2 separate regions of the Homo sapiens genome follow, and region 2 is linked to region 1. Evidence: chromatin loops called from intact Hi-C (ENCODE). Cell type or tissue: chondrocyte. All regions are shown on one strand. Links, peaks and the distances in the headings refer to the core of each region. The heading gives the core; the rest is flanking DNA.

Region 1 (10,796 bases), core at 1,963-9,962:
TAACAGAGTGAGACTCCGTCTCAAAAAAAACCAACGAAACAAAATATTACTATAATAAAAAGGGTTATTGCATAATAACAAAAGATTTAACTCAACAGCAAGATATAATAATTCTAAATATAACACACTAATAATACTGTTTCTGTTTATAAAAATAAACATTAACTGAACTACAATGAAAAGTAGAAAAATCAATAATCACAAAGGAAGACTTTAACATATTTCTTCTCAGTGTTGGATAAAACAAGCATGTAAGGAAAATAAATAAGAATTTGGAAGATTTGAACAACACAATTAACATGAACATATATGAAATACGTTTCAAGAACAAGAGGGTTTTTTTTAGTTGACTATATTCTGAACAAAAAGCAAATATCAAGAAATTTCAAAGAAATAAATTCTTATATGGTGTATACTCAGAACATAGGGCAGTTGTCTCACAAATAAATAACCAGGAAAGAATAACCTAGAAAATGTCCATGATTGGAAATACAGAAATATACTTTTAAATAACTCAGGGATTAAGAAAAATATAAGAGAAATGAGAAAATATTGTTAACAATCAAAATTTCCAGGATACATACCAAGCTGTTCCTACAGGAAAATGTATATCCTTAAATGCATATTTGAGGGGAAAAAAGTCTGGAAATTAGAGAAGCATCTATCTCAACAAATTAGGGAAAAGGGCTGCAAAATAAACCCATACAAATAAGTAGAAAAAATGAAATAATAAAGAACAAAAATTAATGCTATTCCTCCTAACAAGTCATCAAATCTGGGGTGGTCTTTGGGACTCCTAACACAGACTATAGATAGATGATTGATAAATACACAGAAAGATATAGAGAGAAGGAACAAACACTTTTAAAATCAGGTTTACATTCACCAGATAAATGAATTTGCATATCTAATCATTGTATTTCTTCTTATTGCCAAAAAAGAAACTTATACTCATATTTTTTGATTCAATATATGCATTTACTCACCTTTAGTAACTTGATTTCTCGCATTGCAATCTTTTTAACCATTTTGTCATCGTCACTTTCTAAGAACTTCTTTATGGCCACAATTCTTCCAGTATCTTTATTCCTACACTTCATCACCATTCCATAACTCCCTTCTCCAACCAAACCCAGGTTTTCATATTTTTCCATTTTAATTTAAAGTCCGTAGAAACTTTTTGCTGTGAAAACCAAAACATAGATTTAACAAAGTTGAGTACGTTAATTTCCTCCGCCTTCCCAGCAAATTAATTCTTCCCTGCTTGTTTTCCATATTAGTCACTGTGTTCATGGCTGTCCTGTATTAATTCACAATTTCCTAGTGTTTCTACATGTAAGCTATGTTTCAAAATGGTCACACACATTAAGCTATGTTTTCAAAATGGTCACACACATTTCATAATAGACAACGCAAATGGAATTGAAGCCATTAACTTTAAATTACTAAATGTCATGTTAATGAAATTCCATATATTTTTAATTCCAATAAAGCAATACTTGAGCTATCACACATAACAATTACAACTCACTTTAAAAAGCACAATTCCAGACCGGGCGCAGTGGCTCACGCCTGTAATCCCAACACTTTGGGAGGCCAAGGTGGGCGGATCACAAGGTCGGGAGATTGAGACCATCCTGGCTAACACGGTGAAACCCCGTCTCTACTAAAAATACAGAAAAATTAGCCGGACTTGGTGGCAGGCGCCTGTAGTCCCAGCTACTCGGGAGGCTGAGGCAGGAGAATGGCGTGAACCCGGGAGGCGGAGCTTGCAGTGAGCCAAGATCACACCACTGCACTCCAGCCTGGGCAACAGAGTGAGACTCCATCTCAAAAAAAAAAAAAAAAGCACAATTCCAGCCTGGGCAACATACTGAGACTCTGTCTCTACAAAAGACATTTTTAAATTAGCTGGGTGTGGTGGTGTATGCCTGTGGTCCCAGCTACTTGGGAGGCTGAGGCAGGAGAATTGCTTGAGCCCAGGAGGTTGAGGCTGCAGTGAGCTGTGATGGCACTGCACACCAGCCTGAGCAACGGAGCAAGAATCTGTCTCAAAAACAAAACAAAACAAATAAACAAAATGCACAGGCCAGGTGCAGTGGCTCACACCTGTAATCCCAGCACTTTAGAAGGCGGAGGCGGGCAGATCACCTGAGGTCAGGAGTTTGAGACCAGCCTGGCCAACATGGTGAAACCCTGTCTCTACTAAAATACAAAAATTAGCCAGGCATGGTGGTGCACCCCTATAGTCCCAGCTACTCGGGAGGCTAAGGCAGGAGAATCCCTTGAACCCAGGAGGCGGAGGTTGCAGTGAGCCAAGATAGCACTATTGCACTCCAGCCTGGGTGACAGAGTGAGACTCTGTCTCAAAAAAAAAAAAGCACAATTCCTTTTCACTCAAAGATGTATAACTGAATTTGGTGGGGGATTTTGTTTGTTTGTTTGTTTGTTTGTTTGGGACGGAGTCTTGCTCTGTTGCCCAGGCTGGAGTGCAGTGGTGAGATTTAGGCTCACGGCAACCTCCACCTCCTGGGTTCAAGCAATTCTCCTGCCTCCGCCTCTGAGTAGCTGGGATTATAGGCGTGAGCCACCACACCCGGGTAAGTTTTGTATTTTCATAGAGATGGGGTTTTGCCATGTTGCCCAGGCTGATCTCAAACTCCTGACCTCAAGTGATCCACCCACCTTGGCCTCCCAAAGTGCTGGGATTGCAGGCGTGAGCCAGAGCGCCCGGCCTGAATTTAGTTTTAATAAAGATCAACTTTTTTGTTACACTGGATTTAGATCAATGTTGGAAATACTTATGCACCTTCCACTTAATTGGAAAAAATATTTGATCACATAACAAATTAACACAGAGCATCTTTCATAAAATATTTTTCTTTACTTTTTTTTTCTTTTTTTTTTTTTTTTTTTTGAAACGGAGTCTCGTGCACTGGCGCGATCTCGGCTCACTGCAACCTCTGCCTCCCAGGTTCAAGCGATTCCCTGTTTCTGCCTCCCCAGTAGCTAGGGTTACAGGCACCGCTACCACGCCCAGCTAATTTTTGTACTTTTAGTAGAGACGGGGTTTCGCCATGTTACTGTTACTATATTGAACTTAGAAAATAAGAGTAATGACATCGGTATATAAGCAGATTTTTAAAATTAAATTAAATTTTATTAAATTTAATGTAATTATTAAATTAAATTAAATATTAGTAGTACCAAGTACAGTAAAAGTATTTCAAAAACCCTGTTAATGATTACTCACTATAAGTATAATTTGAATTTGTGTTTGAAATTTTTTTTTTTTTTTTGAGACGGAGTCTTGCTCTGTCGCCCAGGCTGGAGTGCAGTGGCGCGATCTTGGCTCACTGCAAACTCCGCCTCCCGGGTCCACGCCATTCTCCTGCCTCAACCTCTCGAGTAGCTGGGACTACAGGCGCCTGCCACCACGCCCAGCTAACTTTTTGTATTTTTAGTAGAGACGGGGTTTCACCGTGTTAGCCAGGATTGTATCGATCTCCTGACCTCGTGATCTGCCCGCCTCGGCCTCCGAAAGTTCTGGGATTACAGGCGTGAGCCACCGCGCCCGGCCTTGAAATTTTTTACTCATATTATATGACATTTTCTGAATAAAGGCAATCCTAAGAGAATCTTTCTTGTTTTACCAATGATTGACGAAGGTCCAGCAATCATTGGACAAAATGCTTTCGTACAGAAAAAAATTATTTCAGTCCAAATACAGATAGATTTTAACTATCTATTATTTCAGTAATAATAGATAAAAAATTATTTCAGTCCAAATACAGATAGATTTTAACAAGAAATAATTCTTGCCTGTTGTATTAATTGTATACTTACGGCAATCTAAAATTTACTCAGATCGTGAACTGTTTTTCCTATTTCTCTATTGGAACAGTGATGCAAAGACAAAACAAATATTCTCTTTGTTCTAGCAAACTATGCTAATCCAATGTATACAATACGTTTTCCACACTTGACATATAATAGTTTGAGATTTTATAATATATATATTTTTAATGTAGCTATATGTGGAGAACCAGAAGATTGATCTTGAGGGGTGGGAAATGAAAACAATACCAATGAACATCGACTTAAATTATTATTTTACTACCAGTTTTCATAGTAGATTCTACTACAAACTTTTTACAGAGCAGTGTCCCAGACACTAACTTTCCATGCATTTGACATTTTACCTTCTATTCCACTTCCATTAACTATTTTTTAATAAACTGTTTGTATTTGAAAAAAAAAATCTCCATATAATTCTATCCCTTCTTAATTTTTTTCTCTTCCATTAAGAGAGTATGTTTTATTAAGCACTAGGCTTTAGGTTTATCATACCAATGACAAAAATAGCTTGAATCTATAACCTGGATTATTTTAAAACATTTTGTAATTGATGTCCTCAATATTTGAAAGCACAAAGTGAACCAAAAAAAATGACTTTAAGCATGTCTGAGGTGTTCTGAAGCATATCCCAAGCTAACATTAATGCAAGTTGACTGCTTCAAGTTTATTCTCCCAACCAATTGCATATCTGGACACACCACATTGAACACACCTGCTTTTTCAAGTGACACTGTCCACAAATACTTTAAAAGTATCACAGCCTACAAAGCCTCCTGTTTCCTGAAACAGTTACTCATAAACTATAACTTCTCATGCCTTCTACTCTTGAACGGAAAGGTAATACAAACGAAAAAGAAACCTGGCCAATGGGCAAGGTGTTATTTCTGGATGGTTCTAAAAGCAACAATTTTGATAAAAATATTTGGAGAATGCTAATTTTTTATTTTGTTTAAGACAGATTAAAGGGCCGGGAGCGGTGGCTCACGCCTGTAATCCCAACACTTTGGGAGGCCGAGGCGGGCGGATCACCTGAGGTTGCGAGTTCGAGACCAGCCTAACCAACATGGAGAAACCCTGTCTCTACTAAAAATACAAACTTAGCCGGGCGTGGTGGTGATGCCTGTAATCCCAGCTACTTGGGAGGCTGAGGCAGGATAATCGCTTGAACCCAGGAGGCAGAGGTTGCGGTGAGCCGAGACCATGCCATTGCACTCCAGCCTGGGCAACAAGAGTGAAACTCCGTCTCAAAAAAAAAAAAAAAAAAAAAAAAAAAAAAAAAAAAAAAAGATTGAAATCTTTTATAGATCAAAGAACGAGATAATAGAAGCTTTAAAACGTACTATACTTACCGTTTCTTCAATCCGTTCGCATAGAAAGACCCAAAGGTTTTCAACTTGGAAACAAATTTGAGGTGAAATGCATATGGTTCGCAGGTCCAAAAGATGCTGCCTAGCAAACTAGCAATTCCAGCGCTGTTGTGATTTCTTCTGCGGACGCAGTCACGAGTCCAGGGCGAAGCAGGCAGGGAGGCAGGTGGGCCTCGGTCCGCCGCAAGCTCACACTTAGGAGGACCACGGGCCGCATGCTGTCGTCGTCAAGGCAACGACCTCACTCTGTCCCCAACCATAGGCACAAAGTCTTGGGAGACAGATACGGCCCAGGTCAGAATGCGTTCACGGCAGGCACCAACACCTGTGAAGGCCAAGGGCTAGAGAGCAATTAGCTGGGTGAGAGGCACCACCTCCCAGCTCGTAAGGCGCCCAGTACCTGGAGCCTGGGAACCTGCACCGCTCCAACTACCCCTGGGCGAAGGCGTTGGCCGCGGAGCTGCAAGGGGGGGCGGTTTCTCACCCGCCCCGAGAGCGCCAGGCCTCCCTTCTTCTGATTGGCCGAGCCGAGTCGTCACGAGCCATGATTGGCTCAGGGCCAACCACCCCGCCCCTTCACCTAGGGCTCGGCCCAGGTTCTGCTCCCTGACACGCAGAGGCCCTGCGTCCCCACACGCCTTGGTTCTCGTCAGGAGGCGCCTTTCTGCCTTCCCCAGCGGGAGGAGGCGATTGTGATGCCCACGCGAAGGGTAAAGGTGGCGGTTATGTAGGACTGCGAAGACTATGCAAAATGCGATACGGTTTCCCTCATAGCATCGCCGCTGGGGCAGGGGCGGGCGCCGGGCGCCCTGAGTCGCGTAGGCGCGGCCTGACCGGGATTCCATGCTTCCTTTCTGTTCTGGGCGGTGGGGCCAGTGTGAGCCAGGTAGGAGATAACGGTGACAGTTTAGGAGGTGATGATTAGTAGGCGAGGCAAGGTGGAAGAAGGTAGGTGATGACAGACCTGACGTTAGGAGGGACCTTGGGAAGGCCAGTCTGGCCATTGAAAGTGAGGGAAAACACTGAGATGGAGGAAGGGGAAGAGAGGGCATGAGTGGAATGGGAAAGCGCTGGGATGGCTGGGGATCTGGAGGACACGCACAACACCCGCGTATGGCAGCCAAATGGGGTGGAGTTAGGGCTTGCGATAAAACTTGCCTTAAATGCAAAAATGCAGCTCAATCCACGACTGAGCAAGACTGGTAGGTCAGAATCATGCACAGGCTTAAATCACACAGGAACAGAGCTTACCCCATTTTCAAAGAATCTGAGGCAGCGAGGAGGCCATAAGGCCAGTAAAATAACACTTTCAATCATGATAACTAAATGTTCATGATCATTTTGGTCTCGAAACTACTTTGATTTAGGGAATAGAGTGTCCTGGATAGACAAATGTCTACCATATACCCTAGTCAATATTAAGGTATTAATCATTAATGTTAAGGTATTGATTCCTTCTTGTACATTAAGAAATAGACATTCTTTTTATAGTCTTTTGTGAGTTTGGTTAGTTTGCATTAATCTCCCAGTGGTTAATTACCTTGGTCAGACTGCTTAAAATCTAGTTCCTGAACCTGTAATATTGAGAACCAGACCTGAGGCCTAGTTATGGAAAGAATAGAATTATTTGGTCAATTCAAGATGTGACTCTTAGTGTAGCAATTAGCTCTGTCCTTAGCTGTGTCCAAGTTGCGAGAAGCCCTGTCCCATTTGGTACCTCTATAGGCTATAAGAGAATCTGATGAACTTCTTTTATATGGGGGTAGATTCAGTTTTGTTGGGCCTGAAGCTTAAGAACAAGAGCGCAAAACTATTTTACTTTTGCAACTTTATAATCATATTCAACCGTATAACATTTTAAGGCCCCTTCATGCAAGAGGCCTAGAAGCTTCAATAATCTATTTATATCTCACAGGGAACCAAAGGATAAAGACTGAAAATACTGGATTTGGCGAACAAGTGATGCTTTAGGAAACAATTTCAGCCAGATGCGGTGGCTCATGCCTGTAATCCTAGCACTTTGGGAGGCCAAGGCGGGCAGATCACCTGAGGTCAGGAGTTTGATACCAGCCAGGCCAACATGGTGAAACCCTGTCTCTACTAACAATACAAAAATTAGCTGGGCATGGTTGTGAACGCCTGTACTCCCAGCTACTTGGGAGACTGAAAAAAAGAAAACAAACAAACCAAAAAAAAACAATTTCAGTAAGAACTGAGTTTGAAAGCCAGTTGTAGAGGACAGAGGTTATTAAAGACTTACACATTCTGGCCATCTACAGGATTGTTAATAGAGAAGGTATTATGTAGAAACAGGATTGTGTTACTATTTTTTCTTTCTTTTCTTCTGAGGCGGAGTCTCACTCTGTTGCCCAGGCTGGAGTGCAGCAGCACGATCTTGGCTCACTGCAACCTCTGCTTCCTGGGTTCAAGCGATTCTCCTGTCTCAGCCTCCCAGGTAGCTGGGATTACAGGACCCCACCACCACGCCTGGCTAATTTTTTTCTTTTTTTAGTAGAGGCAGGTTTTCGCCATGTTGGTCAGACTGGTCTCGAACTCCTGACCTCAGTTGATCCGCCCGCCTCAGCCTCCCAAAGTGCTGGGATTACAGGCGTGACCCACCGCACCCGGCCTATTTTTTCTTTTTAAAGAGGGAAATATTTATAGGGAAAAAGAGTGGGGAGAGACCTTAAAGGGGCAAGAAAATGAATAATTAATGAAAAACCAAGGAGAGGTACTGAAGAGTAGGTAATAATATATGAGAAGGGGTTAGGCTTGAAGAGGTTTAGAGAAAATGGAAAAAACTGAGAAAAGTGTAGGGCATACACTGTGGGCCCAGGCCATCTCAGTAAAAGAACTTTATTTTTGCATAAAAAGGTAATGGTGAGATAGAGGCTTAAGGATTTGAGAGCAGAAATACGTTAGAATAGTTAAGAAGTCATTTTGATATAAAAGGAACACAAAATAGTAAAAATGTGCTCACTTGAGCCTGGGTACCATGAATTTACAGTGAACCAACTGACACTGTTGCCCAGAATTGGGCAACCCCAAAGGAAAGAATGGAGAAAATAGATGATATATAAGCTGCCTCTTTTAGAGAACTGGTAATGCAAAAAGATTAAACAAAGGAGTTAAGGAATTTCAGAACAAGGATCACTGAGAAAAAAAAAAGGAATCAAAGATGCTGAAGAAAATACCATTAAAATTGCTTGCCATGGGCTCCTGCTAAATAGGAAGATAAATTTTGACAGCAGTTAGCTAATAAACTGAAAACGGAGGCACTGAGGGTCTGGAAGTCATCATAGGCATGAATAATAAGTTTAAAGGAGCAATATAGGAGGAAAAAGTTATCAGAGAAAGCAGTTTGTGTATTCCAGATGTTGGAAATGGCACAGGATGATCAGTTCTAAAGGGTGGAGTATTTGGCTGTTCCTTGGGTAGCTGAAGTTGAGTGGAAAATGTCATTGAGTTCAAAGAAACTTGAGGTCACAGTATGAAAAATTCATTAACATGAACTACCAAGTAGGACTATAGTGGAAGAGGCTGAGAAAGACATTAATCAGTGAAGAAAGTGAAAATGTTCTAAAAATCTAAAGAAAACAGTATGGGAGTGCATGAGGTAGATGTCAAGAGAGGACAGCTTGAGAGATGGCAATGGCAATGAAATAAATGTGAAATAGATTAAGGACCATATGACCCAGCAATTCCACTTCCAGGTATTATAAGAGAAATAAAAACATGTTCACATAAAAACTTACACACAAATGCTCACAACAGCATTATTAATAACCAAAAAAACAGAAAAAACCCAAATGTCCATCAGCGGAGGAATAAAATTTGGTGTATTCAATTTAATGGAATATTACTCAACCATAAAAGGAAGTGCTGATACATGATGGATGAATCTTGAAAACACTATGCCAAGGGAAAGAAGCCAGACACAAAAAGGCACGTGTTATATAAAGTGTCCAGCCTAGGCAAATCCATAGAAACAGAAAGTACATTAGTGGTTACCAGGGGCTGTGGTTAGATGGGAATGGAAAGTGACTACTGGTAGGTATGAGGTTCCTTTTTGGGGTGATGAAAATGTTCTGGAATTAGGAAGTGGTGATGGTTATATAACCTTGTGAATATACTAAAAACCACTGAACTGTATGCTGAAAAAGGTGAATTTTATGTAATTTGTATCTCAACTTAAAAATAATAGACTAGAGGGGGATTAGAAATTAAAGCCTGCCCAGAAATATTTTTCAATGATTTTATATATTTTAGTTTAGAGTAGACCCATTCTTCCTCACATTAGCAATCATCTCTTAAATTACTCTCCACAACAATCATTTTCTACATATCTTGACATCCAAAAAACAATGTGCTTGGGCCCTTTTCTTGCCCGTCCACCACTAGTCCCCCCGGGCCCCATGAGATCCTGACTGATGAGGTTTTGGCATCACCTCAATTGAGTCACCAAGTGAAAGGGCCGTAAAATCTTTAGACTACAAAAGGTTCTTCATTATCAGTATATTATAGAACATGCAACTATGAATACATTTCCCCATTCTATTAAGAAAATGGACTGACTTATTTTGAAGTTCTAAGTTTTTTTGATGGGAGGACATTTGCTAAACCTAGTTTAATGACTTGATTACTACATTAAAAGATTATGAAGACAACTAGATTTGAAAACCTAAAGTATAATGTGCCACTTATTTTGCCAAGTTCAACATATATCACACCTTGCTGTATCAGCCACCAGCATCTATACCATAGTGGTTGTGAACATAGGAATCCATTCCTCAAATATTAAAAATACTATATATTCTTTCCTACTTAGATAACCATGGTAATAAATAAAATAGTATACCTTCTGTTTGTTTGCACTAGTAACATGCCTCTTATTACCCTCACTTACTTTTCATTTCCTTCTAGTTTCACCCCATTCCTCTGTTCATCCTTATAGCAAAACTACAGAAAAAGTTGGTGTTCATTAGTTCAATTTCCAATATCCAGTCCTCTCTTGGACTTCATCCTTATTACTTCATTGAAATAGTTCTTACCAAAGTCACTATGACCTACATCCTGCCAAAGACATCTGTAGTGGAGCTTACTAGCTACTCACAATAAGCTGATTTCTTTTTTGCCTGTATGCATGGCTTATTTTTTGCAACCTCCGTGGAAGTTGGGAATGGCTATGTGATTGAATTCAAGCCAATGGAATATGAGATGTGTACGTTCCCATTCCTGGCACATAAAAATCTAGCACTCATGATCCTCCAAAATCTTTTTCCCTTTTAGTCGGCTATATTAGAGATGATTCCGTGATCTTGAAGCCACCTATTGAAGTTGGTAGAGCCTTCATTCACCTGTGTCCCTAAATAGCTACGAGGGGGGAGGGCCAGACCACTGGTCTTTTCACTGCCACTCTAATACTTTTTACAGGAAGCAGGGAAAAAAAAAAAAACTATTGTATCTGAGCCATTAGACATTTTGGTATCTATTTATTGTAGCAGTTAGCCCACTCTAATTCACTTGCTATTTTATTTGAACTTTCAGCAGCATTTGACACAACTATCTATC
Region 2 (10,796 bases), core at 1,763-9,762, 220 kb after region 1:
ACTGTAAAGTGTAATACCAATTTGATGGTGGTGGTTCATTACCTAGAGGACCTTGCTACTCAAAGTGTGGTCTTTAACCAGCATCATCAGCCTCACCTAGGAAGTTGCTAGAAACGCTATTGAATGTGCTTTTTATTTTTTTTAATTGTAGTAAAATGTACATAATAAAATTTACTGTTTTAACCACTTTTAAGTACAGTTCTGTGGCATTAGGTACATTCACATTATCGTACAACCTCATTACTCCATCTCCAGAACTTTTTTTATCATCTGAAACTGAAACTCTGTACCTTGAATGTGCTTTTTTTTTTTTTCTTTCTTTTTTTGAGATGGAGTCTCGCTCTGTCTCCCAGGCTGGAGTGCAGTGGTGCAATCTCGGCTCACTGCAACCTCCACCTCCCAGGTTCAAGTGATTCTCCTGCCCCAGCCTCCCAAGTAGCTGGGATTACAGGCATACGCCACAACACCCCAGATAAATTTTGTATTTTTAGTAGAGATGGGGTTTTTCCATGTTGGCCAGGCTGGTCTCGAACTCTTGATCTCAAGTGATCCACCTGCCTCAGCCTCCCAAAGTGTTGGGATTACAGGCATGAACCACCATGCCCGGCCCCACATGTACTTTTAAACAGGATCTCCAGGTGGTTCATATGCACAGTAAAGCTGGGAAGCACTGTTCTAGGAGACTTCTCACCATGGTAAACCTAATAGCATACTGTGTGGTAGACCCTGTACTAAGTATTCTGCATGTCTTATCTCATCTAATCCTCTCAGCAACCTGATGAAGTAGATACTATCATGAACTCACTGTACAGATAGGGAAACATGTAAGCGTTTGTACTCAAGGTTGTACAATTTGAAGGGATGGAGCTGGGTCTGTGATTCCAGAGTGTGTGCTTTACTCCCTCTGAACTTTTTCTCTTTTTTTTTTTTTTTTTTTGAGACGGAGTCTTGCTCTGTCGCCTAGGCTGGAGTGCAGTGGCGCGATCTTGGCTCACCACAACCTCTGCCTCCCAGGTTCAAGCAATTCTCCTGCCTCAGCCTCCTGAGTAGCTGGGATTACAGGCGTGTGCCACCACGCCCGGCTAATTTTTTTTTGTATTTTTAGCAGAGACGGGGTTTCACCATATTGGCCAGGCTGGTCTCAAACTCCTGACCTTGTGATCCGCCCGCCTTGGCCTCCCAAAGTGCTGGACTTAGAGGCGTGAGCCACTGCGCCCAGCCCTTTTTCTTCTTTTTGAGACAGGGTCTCACTCTGTCACCCAAGCCAGAGTGCAGTGATGCAAACCCGGCTCACTGCAGCCTCAGCTTCTTGGGCTCAAGTGATCTTCCTGCCTCAGACTCCCATGTAGCTGGGACCACAGGCATGTGCCACCATGTCTGGCTAATTTTTGTATTTTTTGTAGAGCGGGAGTCTCACCATCTTGCCCAGGCTCCCTCCAGACCTTTTCTGTGCCCAGAAATATCCCAGCAGGTGTCTTGCATTTGAGAATGTGCATTGAGGAAGAAAGATGCCTGAATATGGAGAGGGAAGAAGTAAAATAAGATCCCCACTGCAAATAAATCTTTTATCTGTAGTTTTACACAGCTCTGGCATCCAGTAAAGAGATCTGGAGAATCTGGGACTGTGCTTTCACAGCATTATTTCATTTTGTCTCCCCAGAAACTTGAGTCTCCTAATTAAGATTTTCTTTCCTTTCTTAGGCATTTCAGCTGCTCCTATTTCTTTCTTTTTGGACTCTTCTAGAAAAACAGAGAAATCAAACAGGAAGCTGCTGCTGGGGAGTTCTGTGTTGGATAGGATAGTGTGGCCAGGCTCACTGTTCTACTACCTCAAACCCCAAGGTTTCAGCATGACTCAGGGGGTGCAAACTCCAAAAGGTCTAACTTGGAATGTGACTTAGGAACTCTGGCCAGTCTCCCTTGCTCAGATCTGAAACTGGGAAATTTTCAAAACCCAAAACCTTGCATAATCAGAAAGAATAAATCCCTATAAGGAAGAGAAACACAATGGAAAATTCCACTGGAGATATCTGAAATTGCCTGACTCTTGTGTCAGCAACTGGGAGGTCAGATGGCCACAAAGAGTACACAGTTGGACAAGATCTATCCTTCTAGGAAGTGGATTCCTGGAGGGTACTTCTGGTCATTAAAAGTTGCTTGAAAACTGTAGAAACTAAGACCCAGTGTTGTGTTTGTGCGTGTATGTGCAGTGGCGCAATCATAGCTCACTGTCACCTATTATTCCTGGGCTCAAGCGATCCTTTTGCCTCAGCCTCTGGAATAGTTAGGACTACAGGTGCACTGCCACCACCACACCCAGTTAACTTTTTAAATTTCCTTGTAGAAACAGAGTCTCTGTGTTCCCAGACTGGTGTTGAACTCCTGGCCTCGGCCTCCTGAAGTGCTGGGATTACCGGCATGAGCCACTGTTCCCAGTCCTGGTCTTCTTAATGATTGTTTCAGAACTACTCATGATCAAAGATCAGTTAGGCAAATGGTTCTCAATCCTGGCTAACGCTAGAATCGATCACCTGTAAAATTTCTTTAAGAATCCGGATGCCCAGGACCCATTCCCAGAGATTTGGATTTAATTGGTCTGGAGTGACACCCAGGCCCAGGTATTTTCCAATGTGTCCAATGTTGAGAAACACTGAATTAGACAAAGTAGGGCAAAACTGTCATTTATTTTTGTATTTGCTATGCCTAACACAGTATCTGTCCCTTAGTTAGGTATTCCGTAAGAGTTCATGGAATATGTATGTGAATAAATGAACTAGTGTCATCACATAAACAACTTTCAGCACTTAGGTTGCACTTTATGGGTTTCAAAATACTTTTGTATGTGCTGCTCTCATTTTAGTCTGTTAAAAAGGTAAACTGAGGCACAAAAAATTATTTTTAAGGTTTATTTGAGCAAACAATGAATCATGAATCACACAGCTCCAAACCAGGAGCAGTTTAGGGGCTCCATTAAGGAAGTATGAAAGAGGGACAGGCTCTTTTATTTTATTTATTTATTTATTTTTTGAGATGGAGTTTCACTCTTTGCCCAGGCTGGAGTGCAGTGGCACGATCTCAGTTCACTGCAACCTCCGCCTCCCGGGTTCAAGTGATTCTTCTGCCTCAACCTCCTGAGTAGCTGGGATTACAGGCAACCGCCACCATGCCTGGCCAATTTTTGTATTTTTAGTAGAGACAGAGTTTCACCATTTTGGTCAGGCTGGTCTCGAACTCCTGACCTCAGGTGATCCATCCACCTCTGCCTCCCATAGTGCAGGGATTACAGGCGTGAGCCACCATGCCCAGCCCTAGGAACAGGCTTTTATACCATGAATACCTAAGTAACACATAGGAAAGATTTGATTTGTTACAGCTATAAAGTTGCCTTATTTGGTCTATACTACTGGAAAGTCCCTACTTAGATAAGTTTGTTGGCTATTTCTGATTGGTGGAGCTTAAGTTCTGTTTTTCTTTAACACAGACATTTACAAGAAATAAGTTTTTCTTATGTTTGCAAATCAAGCGAGGTTAAGATCACCTATGAGGCCTAGCTGGCTTTGTCTGCTCAATGATTCTTCTAGCCTGGTCTCCATTTTAATTTACTTTAACAGATCTCATGTTCTCTGAAAAATATCACTGTATGATGCTCATCTTACAGATGGGGAAGCCGAGGCTTAAAGAGATTAGGTGATTTCCACCTCCACCCCAAATCCAACAAAACTAATAAATGGAACTCTTGTTTATTTAACTCTTTTCCACTCATAAGGTTTAATGACTAAGGATGGTTCTCATCTGGCTCCAGTCATGCCCTGAGAAAGTTTGTTTGCCTTGGCAAGTATGTCATTTATTCTTCCCACCTTGAGGTCTGAAAACTGCTTATTATAGAAAAATTCAAACAAAAAAGGTTATAAAATAGTATAATTAACCTTCATGTAATCATCACCCAGCTTCAACAGCGATCAACTCAGGGCCAGCCTCATTTTGTTCACACCCCTGCCTCTATTTTGAAACAAATCCCAGTAACTATGTCAGTATGTATCTCTAAGAATTTAAAAAAAATTACCTCTGGCCAGGCGCAGTGGCTCACGCCTGTAATCCCAGCACTTTGGGAGGCTGAGGAGGGTGGATCACCTGAGGTCAAGAGTTCGAGATCAGCCTGGCCAACATGGTGAAACTTCCTCTCTGCTAAAAATACAAAAATTAGCCGGGCATGGTGGTGGGCACCTGTACTCCCAGCTACTAATAGGCTGAGGCAGGAGAATCGCTTGAACCCAGGAAGCAGAGGTTGTAGTGAGACGAGATCATGCCACTGCACTCCAGCCTGGGTAACAGAGCAAAAACTCTGTCTCAAAAAATAATAATAATAAAATAACCTCAATATCATCACCATACCCCCCCCCACCCAAAAAAAGAATAAATTCTTAATATCACCAAATACTCAGTGGGCATTCACACATCTCTTGTCTTTTTAAAAAAAAAAAAAAAATTCTGGCCAGGTGCGATGGCTCACACCTGTAATCCTAGCATTTTGTGAGGCCAAGGTAGGTGGATCACCTGAGGTCAGGAGTTAGAGACCAGCCTGGCCAACATGGTGAAACCCTGTCTCTACTAACAATACAAAAAATTTTCCGGGCATGGTGGCGGGTGCTTGTAATCCCAGCTTCTAGGGAGGCTGAGGCAGGAGAATCGCTTGAATCCAGGAGGCAGAGGTTGCAGTGAACTGAGGTCGTGCCACTGCACTCCAGCCTGGGCAACAAGAGCGAAACTCCATCTCAAAAGAACAAAAACAAAAACAATTAGCCCGGTGTAGTGGTGCATGCCTGTAATCCAGGCTACTTGAAAGGCTGACGCAGGAGAATCATTTGAACCCAGGAGGTGGAGGTTGCAGTGAGTCGATATTATGCCACTGCACTGCAGCCTGGGCGACAGACTGAGACACTGTCTCAAAAATAAATAAATAAATAAATAAATAAATAAACAAACAGTTTCTTTGTTTGCTGTACATTTTATCAGAAAAAGAAATTAAAAAAATAAACAGCTTCTTTGATTAGGGATCCAAGTAAGTTCTACACATTGCAATTGGTTGATATGTCTCATAAGTCTGTTTTAATCTATAGGTTTCCCTTCATTTCTCTCTGTTTGCCTCCTTTTAATTTATTTGTTGAAGAAACCATTTGTCTTGCCAAGTCCCCACAGTCTGGATTTCACTGACCACAGCCTCCTGGCATCATTTAACACATTCCTCTGGGCCTTGTAGCTCCTATAATTTAATAGGTAGATCCAGAAGCTTGATTCGATTTGGGTTAATTTTTTTTCTTTTTCTTTCTTTCTTTTTTTTTTTTTTTTTGAGACAGAGTCTCCCTCTGTCCTCCAGGCTAGAGTGCTCACTGCAACCTCTGTCTCCGGGCTCAAGTGGTCCTCTTGCCTCAGCTGGGACTACAGACGTGTGCCACCATGCCCAGCTGACTTTTGTATTTTTGTAGAGAAGGGGTTTCACAATGTTGGCCAGGCTGGTCTCAAGCTCCTGAGCTCAAGCGATCCACCTACTTCTGGCTCCCAAAGTGCTGGAAATACAGGTGTGAGCCACTACTCCCGGCCAATTTTTTTTTCTCAAAACTTCCTAGATGCTTGTAAGGTCTTACATAAAGGGACAAATTTTGGTAACAAAACCAATTGTGAAGGCTAGGCAGCTAATACACATAAAATCATGGCCCAGAATTAAGGAGGGACCTGTGTAATTGTGACCATGAAGTGCCCAGTTTAGGCTGGGAGGACCCCTTTTCTAACTCTGGGTCCAAGTTTAGCCCTGCACATCCCCATCAGACGTCCCGGCCCCTTCAGCTCTGTGTGTTTGCTCCTCTCCTCTCCTGATTTCTACCATTTGGTGCCAGCATAGGCAGGCATTCTATGGGGACTCTTCCTTGGGAGTCAGCGTTTTCCTGTGACCTGGTAACATTGCTATTTCTAGCTAGTTGGTGATAAGGGATCAGCATTTTCTAGCAGCTACTGTTGCCACACAGAGCATTTGCTCAGAGCGACATCTAGTGGCTCTTAAAAAAATAATGTAGTGAGGTGTAGTGGCCCTTTTTTTTTTAGACGGAGTCTTGCTCTGTCTCCCAGGCTGGAGTGCAATGGCGCAATCTCGGCTTACTGCAACCTCCGCCTCCCCGGGGGTTCAAGCGATTCTCCTAAGATTACAGGCGCCTGTCACCGTGCCCAGCTAACTTTTGTATTTTTTAGTAGAAATGGGGTTTTGCCATGTTGGTCAGGCTGATCTCGAACTCCTGACCTCAGGTGATCCACCCGCCTTGGCCTCTCAAAGTGCTGAGATTACAGGCATGAGCCACCATGCCTGGCCATGGCCCTTTTCTAAAGCGACATCTGATTTTAAAATATGTATTTTATCGTAATTTTTAATTACAAAAGTAACTCATCATCATAAGAAAAACCCCAAAAGATATTGAATAGTAATAGCCTTGGCAATCAGATTGGCTTCCGAAATTTCATTCAAGTCTTTCCTGGTGCACCACTGAATGCAAAATGAAAATCCCACCAGATCTCAAGCCCCAAGAGTAACCACAGTGAATCATAGATCATGCTTCCCAGTGGCCGCATAGTATTTCCTGGAACATAGGGATGGGGATAATTGCTCACCTCATCTCTTATTAGTGGACTTTATGGGTAGATTTCGGGGTTTTTGCTTTTACAAACAATGCTTCCAGGAAGTCTTTGTACATATGGCCTTTGCATTCTTGAGAGTGTTTCTGTCAACAGTCATATAGAAAATGGAATTCTGAGTCAAAGAGAATGAGCATTTTTTGCTCTGATTTACACCTCTACCAATAATGTGCCTGTTTCTCCGTGTGCTCACAACCCCAGAATATTATCACTTAAATAAAAACGTTTGTGCATGTTGGCTTTTAATCTTTCTGTTTAAAAGAAAAAATGAATTTTTGGTGTTGTGGTGACTAGGTTGGGTTCTGTGTGATGCAATTTTTTTCTGACCATTATCTTCCTAGAGACAGTTCATACTGAATTTGTAACTGGTGGTGGATTCCAACATAGAAACAAGGATATTTGGACCCTTATTAATATTTGTGAACTCAAATTATATTTATGGATTGCCTACTGTGTGCCCATGCAGACACATGAAACCTGCCCTGTCTTCTGAGGGAACTCGCAGAGCAGTGGAGGCCGCCGGCATGCACGCCAGTCACTGCAATGAGTGGGTGATTCAGGCTCTACCTTGAGCAACATAAGGCAAGCTGGTGCCCGAGAGGAGGCAGTGAGGAGGAAGCAGTCAAGGGAAGGCTGCACAGAGGGGAGGGCGTTGAAGCTGGGTCTTGAAGAATAAAGGCCAGGCCCACAGGAAGGAGGGCAACTCAGGGAGGGGAAACAGAATGTGAGAGGAGTGGTGTGTTTGCAGGCTGCAGGAAGATCCAAGTGTCTAGAAAGAGTTTTGAGACTGCACATATGGCACAGGCTGGGTCACAGAGTTTGTACTTTATCTGCAAGACAAAGAGATTTTCAAACTCTAGATAATTTTATTTTAAAAGAAAACACGGCCGGGCTCAGTGGCTTACGCCTGTAATCCCAGCACTTTTGGAGGCTGAGGTGGGCGGATCGCTTGAGGTCTGGAGTTCGAGACCAGCCACAACATAGCGAAACCCTGTCTCTACTAAAAATACTAAAATTAGCCAGGTGTGATGGCACACGCCTGTAATCTCAGCTACTCAGGAGGCTGAGGCAGGAGAATCGCTTGAACCCGGGAGGCGGAGGTTGCAGTGAGCTGAGATCACACCACTGCACTCCAGCCTGGGAAACAGATTGAGACTCCGTCCTCCGTCTCAAAAAAAAAAAAAAAAAAAAAAAAAAAAAAAAAAGATAGTATTACCTCAATACTGTAATAGAGAAATCAATATCATTTGCCATAAATAGAACCATAAAAATTAATTTACAGAACAGAAAAAAAAAACCAAGTGTGTTTAAAACAGTTCAAAAATTAAAATGAAATCTAGGCCGGGTGCAGTGGCTCACGCCTGTAATCCCTGCACTCTGGGAGGCCGAGGTGGGCGGATCACCTGAGGTGAGGAGTTCGAGACCAGTCTGGCCAACATGGTGAAACTCCATCTCTACTAAAAATACAAAAATTAGCCAGGCGTGGTGGCAGGCGCCTGTAATCCCAGCTACTCGGGAGCTCTGAACCCGGGAGGCGGAGGCTGCAGTAAGCCGAGTTTGCACCATTGCACTCCAGCCTGGGGGACAAGAGCGAGACTTTGTCTTTAAAAAAAGAGTTAAAAAAATTAAAATGAAATCTAATAACTAATCTGTTTACAAAAAAATCATGTCTAAAATTATCTTCATCTGTGAGAAAAATAAACCAGTTTATGATCAATCAATAGTAATAAAGAGATTCAGCTCTGTATCATTTAGTTTAAGACTAAGATGAGGGTTATGTCAATGACAATTCTGTGTCTTTTTGTGTATGTTAATCAGCATCTCCCCCACCCATCCCCCCACGCCCCCAGAAATCTCGACACACTGATGTAGGTAGGTAGAGCTTCCCCCTGCTCCTGAAAAGCAGAGTCGCAGAAGCTCAGGGTGGCCACTGTAGCTCAGATAACCTAGATCCTACAGCCAGGAACTGAAATCCAAATCTTCTGACTCCACATTCTTATACCAGGCCGATGCCTGGTATAAAAGTTAACAGAAAAAAACCTTTCTAATTCATATATCTCTCCACATACAGAACTAGGCTGCCTGTAGGAGCAGTGACCTCTACCCTGGAGCATTTCCACAAAGCCTGGAGGACACGTGTATCTTTCGAGGTTTTTCTCCAGAGAAATGCTTTAGAGGTTGTACTTAATATCTGAAATTCCTTATAATTCTTAACAGTCTCTGAGTCTGTGACTGAGAAATATTTCAAGACACTAACACAGGGATTAAAAACTTTATCCCTTTGTTTTAATAATTAAAATGCAGACTAAAGGAGGTTTTGAGTTCTATAGAAATAAACACTCAAATTTAAAATAATGGTCTTTATGGCTGAACACAGTAGCTCATGCCTGTAATCCCAGCACTTTGGGAGGCTGAGGCGGGTAGATCACCTGACGTTAGGAATTCGAGACCGGCCTGACCAACATGGTGAAACCCCATCCCTACTAAAAGTACAAATAAAGTAGCTGGGTGTGGTGGTGGGTGCCTGTAATCTCAGCTACTCAGGAAGCTGAGGCAGGAGAATCGCTTGAACCCGGGAGGCAGAGGTTGCAGTGAGCTGAGACTGTGCCATTGCACTCCAGCCTGGGCGACAGAGCAAAACTCTATCTCAAATAAATAAGTAAACAAAATAAAATAATGGTCTTTAGAGATTTATGAAACCCTAATTATGTCTGCATGTGAGTTCTATGTCCAGCATTAGTAATAATTGTTTTTTTAAAAAAACAAAACAAGGCCGGGCACGGTGGCTCACAGCTGTAATCCCAGCACTTTGGGAGGCCAAGGCGGGTGGATCACCTGAGGTTGGGAGTTCGAGACCAGCCTGACCAACATGGAGAAACCCCATCTCTATTAAAAATACAAAATTAGCTGGGCATGGTGACACATGCCTGTAAACCCAATTACTCAGGAGGCTGAGGCAGGAGGGAGAATCGCTTGAATCCGGGAGGTGGAGGTTGCAGTGAGCCAAGATCGGGCCATTGCACTCCAGCCTGGGCAAAAAGAGCGAAAACTGTCTCAATAAATAAATAAATAAATAAATAACCAAAACCTAAAACACTTATTTACAACTTGAAGACATGTCAAAAATGCTAAAACAGAGAAATTCTTTTATGACTATTAGCATTTTCTCAGAAAAGATCGTTTCTGGGAAGTATGAGCCCTTCCTGAAATTATCCTTCTATTTTGATTAATACAACTAAACTTTAATTCCTTGGATTGTCAATGTTTTGAGTTATCTACTGCTACATAACAAATACCTCAAAAGTTAGTGGTTTAAAACAACAATAACCACCTATGATATTTCACAATTCTGTGAGTTAACTGGGGTGATTCTTCTGCTCCATGTGTTATCAGCTGGCCTCCCAAAGTGCCAGACATGAGCCACTATGCCTTGCCATTCTCAGTTTTAATTTCTAATACAGTAAATATCAATAGATATAAGCCACATCAGCAAAAGTTCTTTGGGATCGTCAGTACTTTTTGGGAGTATAAAAGGATCCTGAGATGAAAACATTTGAGAAGCCCTTCAATAGAGGCAAAAGAAGAATTGGGGACACGTGAGAAATAGTATGGACTAATAAATAACTGGACTAATGATTTTAAGGTGGTAGCAATGGGGAGTAAAAACGGCTCAATTTTAGATGTGTTTTGAAGGGAAAGTCAACAAGATCGATCAGATGTGGGAAATGAGGAGAGAAGTCAAGTATTATTCCAAGGGTTTTGTTTTAGTTTTTGCTTTGTCTTTCACCTGAGTGAACTGGTAGGATGGCATTGATATTTAATTAGAAAAGACCAGGGAAGAAGAGATGTAGGGGAAATATAGTGAACTTATTTGGAGAATGTTGAGTTTGAGATGTTCATTAAATATTTAAGTGTTAGGGGAGTTGTCTCGGGTGGAGATATAACCTTCAGAGTCTTAACCATATGGATTGCATTTAAAACAATGAGACTGAATGAGATCGGCCGGGTGTGTTGGCTCATGCCTGTCATCCCAGCACTTTGGGAGGCCGAGGTGGGCGGATCACGAGGTCAGCAGATCGAGACCATCGTGGCTAACACGGTGAAACCCCGTCTCTACT

The links. Hi-C counts contacts between places; a loop is a spot of excess contacts. Peaks named below come from ENCODE experiments on the same cell type or tissue, not always from the same donor. Only the 100,000 strongest peaks of a DNase experiment are listed, where the experiment ranks them.
Region 2: a loop joins it to region 1, with 2.1 times the contacts of the local background. A loop is called at or near these places in 4 of 110 quality-filtered maps.

Annotation. Positions count from the first base shown.
Region 1 is chr4:75,624,835-75,635,630 of GRCh38, forward strand. It overlaps CDKL2 (cyclin dependent kinase like 2), which reads right to left and starts at 5,694. Exons shown (of 14, transcript NM_001330724.2): 1 at 5,208-5,694; 2 at 987-1,183. The coding sequence starts at 1,154. In chondrocyte, for the core only: no CTCF peak of the experiment used is centred there; DNase peaks (open chromatin) are centred at 5,417, 5,737 and 6,045.
Region 2 is chr4:75,842,403-75,853,198 of GRCh38, forward strand. No RefSeq gene overlaps it. Among named protein-coding and RNA genes, the nearest start is that of PPEF2, 55 kb to the right of the region's middle. In chondrocyte, for the core only: CTCF peaks have their summits at 6,024 (motif pointing left) and 6,232; no DNase peak of the experiment used is centred there.